2 separate regions of the Mus musculus genome follow, and region 2 is linked to region 1. Evidence: chromatin contacts called from ENCODE Hi-C data. All regions are on one chromosome and are shown on one strand. The core of a region is the stretch at or near the end of the contact, and the rest is flanking DNA. Distances in the headings are between cores, read along the strand shown. Region 1 holds the start of 8430419K02Rik (a long non-coding RNA gene). Region 2 holds the start of Otx1 (orthodenticle homeobox 1).

Region 1 (3,573 bases), core at 329-2,828:
ACTTTTAAAAATAATAATAAACTTTATAAACTAACCGTCCTTTTACTTCTGCCTCCCCAGTACAAGCCCGGTGAGTCAGCCTTTATTATCCTGGAGGCTCTAGCCTAGTTGGGGTAGGAGGGGGCGGGGTGGGGAGAAAGCCGGGGAGGGGGGAGGAGGGGGAAAGGAGAGGGTGGTGAAAAGAACAGGGGGAGAGGCTGGGGGTGGAGGGGAAGAGTGAGCGCAAGCAAAGGGGGGCTGGGGAATGTGGAGATTAAAAAGAATCATGATCATTAATGTCTAGGAATTAGAAAAAAATAAAGCAAGCTTTTGTGCCATGGTTTCCCCCCTCGGAGTGAGGATTGTGCGAGCCTTGCTCCTCAGGTCTCTCTGTTCCTGCCCCTGACACCCTCCCGTTTAATTCTGTTTTAGCTTTTCCTCTTGTAAATTTCAGAGCCAGCTTTGAGGTTATTGACGACACTTATCGGAAGGAGGAAAATAATAGAGGTGTGGAGAGTGGTTTTGATGTTTCTTAAAGGACAAAAACAAAACGCCCTCCCCTAAACAGGGCACACAATTATACAGGCTTCTTTTTTGGGGGTGGGGGTGGGGGGGTGGGGGGAGTCCGCTGGCTGAATGAGACTAGTATGACTAAGTTTCTTTTACAAAAAATTTAAAAATGTTACCCGATCATATTTAATCAAATGTAATTATAACACATTCAAAATGAATAATATGCCTTGGAAGTATTTTTATTGTTATTGTTCATTGCACGATGTTCGACTGCTTTAGAAGCACAGGAAAGAAGCAAACGCGCTACAAATGGGGAATTACCCTCGTTTAGCATTAAAATTCATTTAGATAAAATTGCCACAAACATTTAAATGGGAAGATTAGTTCCCCCTCACGCCTTATTGCACTCGCTCAATGGTTCCGTTAAGAACATTTTACACGTTGGAAATTCCGTCTTCTCAGACGGCTTGCTGTTTCCTAGTTACACACATTCAAAGCAAAGGCTGCAGCCACGGCAGCCGCAGCAGCGGCAGCAGGGGGAAAAAGTTTGGCAACTGGTCTGCAATTCATCCGCTGCGCCCCTAGTTTCCCTCCACCCTCCCCAGTTCCCCCCCATTAACAGCCCCCCCCCCCGACTTATGTGTTCGAAGAGCCCGGCCTCGAGGAGCCAAGGTTGGTTGTACAGTATTGACAATATTAAACTACAAAGAAATGGAAAGAAGCCGGTGGGTCCCTCTCTGCGTCTCCCGCTTTTGTACGAGGCTGAGGGTTGAGTGCAAATGTGCCGAGTCGCCCGCACCCCGACCCCAGGGCCGCCGGGCGCGCCGCCGTGGCCCGAGACGTCTCCAGGAAATTCGCCACTGCTCTCGCTAGCGCGGTGGTGGAAACGTGTTAAAGGCTCAGCTTGCAAAGTCCTGGCACCGTCCAGTCCCTCCTGGCCCTCTTCTCGCCCCACCCCTCCCCCCGCCGCTCCCCCCCCCCCCCAGCCCCTCACCCCTGTCCTTTCTTTTGAGCCGCAGGAAAAGAGGAAAGTCGTCTTCTACTGCCACCTTTTGGGGATTTGGAAAAACGACGCAGTAGGAGACCGGAGGGAGGCGGAGCGCGGCAGTGTGTTTTGAGGGGGCGGGGGGGAGGGGGGGGGAAGAAACCCCCTTATGATCATGCGTCGGAACTGGCGCCCTTAATCTGATGCTTAAATATTTGATGTGGAAAAATTACCCATAAAATTAGTTACTAACAATTTCAAATTGAAATCACTTATCGAATTATAAGCGCATTAAAGCTGTATGGATGGTATTAGGAGTTCCTTTGGAGGCTGTCTCCTCTCGGGGAACCCGGCCCACGAGTTTTACCGCGGGGAGAGGCGTGCTAGGTGGAGCCCTGGGGAGACCAAACGACAAGGACAGCAGTTGGGGTGCCGGGTCCTAGCGGGCCTAGAGAAGATGGATCTGGGTATGGGGATCGCATTCCGGGCAGAAGCGCATACTGAGTAACTCCAGGGACAAAGTCCGAACGTTGTGAAAGGGGAAAACTGCTCTTTTACGCTGGAATTCCGAGCCTTCAGTGATGCTTTCAGCTCCCCCTGTGTAGGCGGGAGGGGGGTGTTGGGGGTGGGCTGAGAGGAGTTTTGAGATGTCTCTAATGAGACCGCCGCGGCCGGCTCACCCAGCTCCAGCCGCGTCTCAGACTCCCTTTAGTTTCCCTCTGCACGACATCGGGGCTGGGGCTGGGGCTGGAGCTGGTACGTGGGCGGGTGGGTCTCAGTTGTGATCCCACACTACTCCGAGGTACTCGGGGTCTGCAGAAGAGTCCTATGCTTGCCCCCATCCCCACCTCCGCCATCTGAAAGTCAAAGTTAAGAAGAATTAACTGTCTCGGTAGCCTGGGTGTCCATGAGTTAGCGCAAAAGCATATTCAAAGACTTCTTCGGCTCACTCTGGGCTCCGTCAATTGGAACCCCTCAGAGTGGTTTGTAGTTGCCAGAATGCTTTCACAGGACTTTTCCAGACGGAGCCCCGGCTTCCGAATCCCAGGGCGCTCATGGGAGCATGTCGGTGAGAGCTTGGGCCCTGGAGGCTGCCTTGAACAGTCAGGCTGGGCAAGAGGGTGAGCTTCCAGAGTGTATAGCACTCCGGTAGAATGGAGAAGAATAGTGTCACAGTGTGTTGGGCAGAAGCTCCTTCAAGTTTCCTTAAAAGTCCTAGAAACTTCCCCCACTTTGGATCCCACAGGCCCTCGGCCCTTGGGAAGGCAGTTAAAGCAGAAATTGGTGATATAGGTTCTCAACGGGTGTTTGGACCGTAAGCAGGGAGGTGTGGGTTTGTGTGTGGGGCGCCCAGTTTGAGTCATCATTTTTCCTGGTCTCTTCTGTGCTACCCAGCACCCCCTGGCCCTTTGGCAAACCATACCATCAAGGGTAGACGCAGCATTAGAGGCTAAGAGCTCTCTGGTTGGGGGAAAAGATCTGGGCGGGAGAGTTGGGGGTCTTCCTGGGAGACTGAAGCCAAGAAATAATGGGAAGGGTAGGGTTCTCTTTCACATCGAACCAGCCTCCCGCCGCCCCCCCAAAAAGTTTAAAACATTCTCTTCCAAGGCGGAACTGAAAGAAAACACAAACAATATATTGGGCAATCCGCTAGACGTTTGCGTTGTAGAGTCTTTGCCCTAAAAATGATACCCTAGGGTTTTAATAGGGAGATGGGAGGCACTTTTAGGGGCTTGGTTTAGCTGGTGAAGAAGTAACTCCTGTGCTGCTCACGCGCTCAGTCCACCTCAGGGAATTCCGACTCTGAAACTCTGGATTTAGTTTTAATCCAGTCTTCCTTTGATCAACTGTATAATTCCTAGCCCTGACCACCTCTACCCCACACTGTGTTCATTAGGACCAGTGACTTTATTCTCTGGGAGGAAAACTACTCCCAGGTCCTAGCCCATTAGGAAAGCAGAGAGTAGAGTCACCTGCTTCATACACCTACGGGTCCTCTCCCCGGCGTCGTTTTTCTGGCTTGGCACCCTAGCTTCAGGCAGAGTGTACCGGAGAGTTCAGGATCCCACTGTCTGCTTTCTCTGGGTTGGAGACAT
Region 2 (3,573 bases), core at 791-3,290, 3.1 Mb before region 1:
CGCCAAACTAGTGCACCCTAGCCTGCGCCTTTCCCTGGAAAAGGGGGCAGGAGTATATTTCGTTTCTTTCTTTAAACTCAGGAAAGTCCCGGTGGCTGAGACTGATCGTCTGTCTGCCTTGGGGTCTACTTCTGGTAGGGACCTGAGAGCCTAAGGTGTGTGCTCACTCCGGCCAGCGCTGTGCTCTGCGCTGTTTCTTTTCTGCCTGCAGGTTTATCTCTCTCACTCTCATTTCCCCCCTTTCCCCGCGTTCTTTTATTCTGCTTTCTCTTTCTCTCGCTTTTGTGAATGGGCCGCGGTGTCTTTGTTCTGGAGAGAAGCGCCCGTGTCGCTGACTTTTGTGAACCAGAGAAGGATCTTGTAAAACCTCCTTTTCTCCTCCGTAGTCCCCTCTCACACCCCTCCTTCCCTGCCCCTTTGATTAGATGTTCCCTCATCGTTCAAAAAAAAAAATGTAATTTCGTTAGTCTGGCGGCCACTTTCTTTGAACATTAGCTCGCTTTCAGCTCCAACTTCAATTAGAAGGAGTTGATTTTGAGAGACCAACAAAAGAACCGACCAAAGCCTTATTAAAGGTCCTAAGAAGATCTCTCGGTCCTTTGAGAAGCAGTTAAGGAAACAGTGTGCCCTCCGTCATATTCTGTTACCGTATTTTATTCGGACTCCAAAGAAAAGTGTCGCGTGGGGGAGGGGAGAAGCACTTTGATGAGCGGCAGTCGCGGCCCTTTTCACTCAGCGGGCTCCCCCCTTCCTTCTGGTCGCCCCGCACCCGGTCAGCGACCACAGCGGACCGCGCGGCCTGGGCATCGCGGTGCTCCGCTCTACCTTGCTCTCGGCGGCTGCCGAACTCACCCACGCACATACTGTGGTTCAAACTTTTCGCCCGCCTGTTGGGGTGAGAACGGCAGAAGATGAGGAAAAAGAACTAGGAAAGAGTGTAAGTGTGGTCCCTAGTATTCAGTAGGAGATGCCATGTAAAAATATTGCCTTGTTCGGGGTTGGGCCGAAAATACTCTTCCCTCTCGCTTTGAAAAGTACACACAAGAAGACGATCTCAGCAAGTTTATTCGGCTGGAAACTGGGGTCTGCCAGTAAGAACAATCCGGGGAAATTGTTTCGAGGAGGCTCCTCCAGTAAGGTGTAGAAAATGAAGTGAGAGGGATCGGGGTGTGTAGCCACATTTTCCACCAGACTGTTCGTTGTAGGTGGAGATCTGGAAAGACTGACAGATTGTGAAAAAGAAAGTTTTCTATCAAATCCATGAGAGAGAGAGAGAGAGAGAGAGAGAGAGAGAGAGAGAGAGAGAGAGAGAGAGAGAGAATGTAAGGAGATTTGAGTTCCAACGGTTCCGAAGAAGCTTTTAGGACTTGCGAACACCTTTGGTGAGACTGCCTGGGAGCCCCTGGAAACGCTGTGCAGCTGGGAATTGGCGGCGCCTCCCCTGCCGGTGCTCTTTCTGGGCGCAAGAGTCCCGGGTCGCCGCAGGGCGCCCTGCGCGCCGAGAGCTGCACCCCCACTCCCGGCTCCGCTCAGCAGCCCGCGCCGGCGGCGACCGCTGGTTGTGGGGGAGCGGAGGAGGAGTTGCTGGGGCCCCAGGGAGCATCAAGGAGTGCCAGGGGCCAGCACGCCCCGAGTCCTCGGCCTGGGAAGCCTGGCTCCCACAGTGCGGCAGAGCCTGGCGGCGCGCGCGCGCGAGCAGGAACCGGTTATCCAGCAGCTTGACGCCACTCCTCCGGAGCGCGGCCCGGGCAAGGGGAGGGCGGGGGCCCTCGGGCGAGCCTTGGGACCCGGGGCCCCCTCTGTGCCAGCAACTCCGGCGCAGCCTTCGCCCTCCTCAACTCGTTCTGAGCGGAATTTGCCAACCTAGACCCAGAGTTAGCGCGCGACCGGGGCGGGGCCGGCGCGCGGGGAGGGAGGAGGTGGGGGCGAGGGAGGGCGGGGGCGCGCGGAGGTAACCCGGGCTCGCCATTGCCCAGCTCCCTGTCACTCAGTCCGCTCTAGGCCCCCTATTGGAGGCCGAGCCCCGTTACGCACTCGCCTCGCGTTCACATACCCGGGGAGGGCAGTAGAAAGGTGATCAATCTTCATCAGGCTACATTTCCAATCACCTAAACAACCGAGCAAGACAAGCCACTCCGACAAGGTAAATTGCTTGATTTATTTAGTTTGCCAAGTGACTATGCAGGATTTCTCCAGTCCCTACCGCCTCCGGCTTGCTCCGAGAGAGTGCAGCTGCCAGCGCAAGCCACCTCCTAACTCTGTCCCTCGAACACCCCCTACTCACCCACCCCACCCCCCGGGTCCCGGGCGAGGCCAGGTCTTGAGAGGAAAAGCATGTGGGACTTTGCAACAAAGTGTTTGAGCAATAAAGTGAAACCTGGAGGTACACGCACAGAGCTCCTAGAAAAAATGCAGGAGACGGGAAGAGGGAAGTTGAGGGAAGAGGAAAGCCTAGGGTCCCGCCGTCTCCGGGGTAATACCTGTGCGCCTCCGTTTTGCAGGTTGGCTGCCGGCGAGTCTCGGTGAAGGCGAGAGGTAGATGGTGAAAAGCCGCGACTGCGGAGGGCAGGTAAGGAGGGAGTCGCCGGGCCGCGCGCCACCCCGGGACGATGGTGGCCCCTCTCGTCTCCCCGTCCTCTAATCGACCCCCGCTACCTCTGTCCGGGGCAGGTGGGCGGGGTTGGAGTGAGAGGCCGGGCGCCCCTTGGCTGCCCTGGGGACCCCAGGCCGCTCGGGAGCCGGCCGCCCCCTCCCCCGCCTCCTCCGAAGCTGCGGAACTGGGCTGCTAAGTTAGACGAAAGTACTCGAAAACTCACACCGCAGCCGGGCTTAGCCGCGGAGGCTGCAGGCCTGTGGCCCTTCGGCCCAAGCTCTTTGAATCCTTCCTTTCCGCCTTATGTGCTCGCTGACCTCCCCCCACCCCCTTAGTCTAGGCTGAGGGTCCCCCAGGGCTGAGGCGGGGAAAGGAGTTGGGATGGGGGAGCTGCTTTAGTTTTACCTCCCTTTCTCCCCGGAATCTCCTACCCTTGGGTCCTGGGATGTAGCTTCAAGCCCCCCGCCGGTCCCAGTCATACTCCCAGAACCCCTTCTTTTGCTGGAGCAGAGCTGCGTGGGCTCAGAGTGTCTGCGCCGAGCCTCGCCCTCCCGGTCGGCTGTGCGTGAGCTTTACAACCTGAGGCCTAGTTCCTTGCTCTCCATCGGGTTCATATAGGACGGCCGATGCGACGCGACCTGGCACGCTAGGCCTTCCAAAATCCCTAGAATGTTTGGGGCGCTGGGTTGGCCATCAAATTCTGGTGGGACTCGGTGTGCTTAGCAGACTTGGTAGAAAGAAGGCCCGCCTGTGCGAGCAAAGGAAGAGGGGTGACCGCCTCGGAGGTACCCCTGACCTTGGGCGGCATCCTGAAACTGCCACTTCTACTGTGGTGCCTTTGGCGTCTTCTTGCCGCCTTAGCCTGGCCTGGGCCGCATCTACCCTGGAGGTGCGGTGGGATTCCTGTTCAGCTATCTCTTAGTGCTAGGGGCCCAGAGAGGTCAACTAGAAAGGTGATTGCAGGCTCTGGGGTAGGAGGC

Evidence for each region. Hi-C counts contacts between places; a loop is a spot of excess contacts on that map.
Region 2: a loop to region 1 is called in a map of left cerebral cortex, with 18 times the contacts of the local background. The contact joins the promoter of Otx1 here to the promoter of 8430419K02Rik in region 1. A Hi-C loop is called at or near these places in 10 of 37 maps with a recorded cell type or tissue (ES-E14, heart and left cerebral cortex).

What each region holds. Positions count from the first base shown.
Region 1 is chr11:18,875,615-18,879,187 of GRCm38, reverse strand. 8430419K02Rik (a long non-coding RNA gene) reads left to right here and starts at 1,578. Exons shown (of 4, transcript XR_003949854.1): 1 at 1,578-3,573.
Region 2 is chr11:22,000,118-22,003,690 of GRCm38, reverse strand. It overlaps Otx1 (orthodenticle homeobox 1), which reads left to right and starts at 2,040. Exons shown (of 5, transcript NM_011023.3): 1 at 2,040-2,143; 2 at 2,502-2,569. Gm32517 (a long non-coding RNA gene) reads right to left here. Exons shown (of 3, transcript XR_003949861.1): 3 at 3,107-3,257.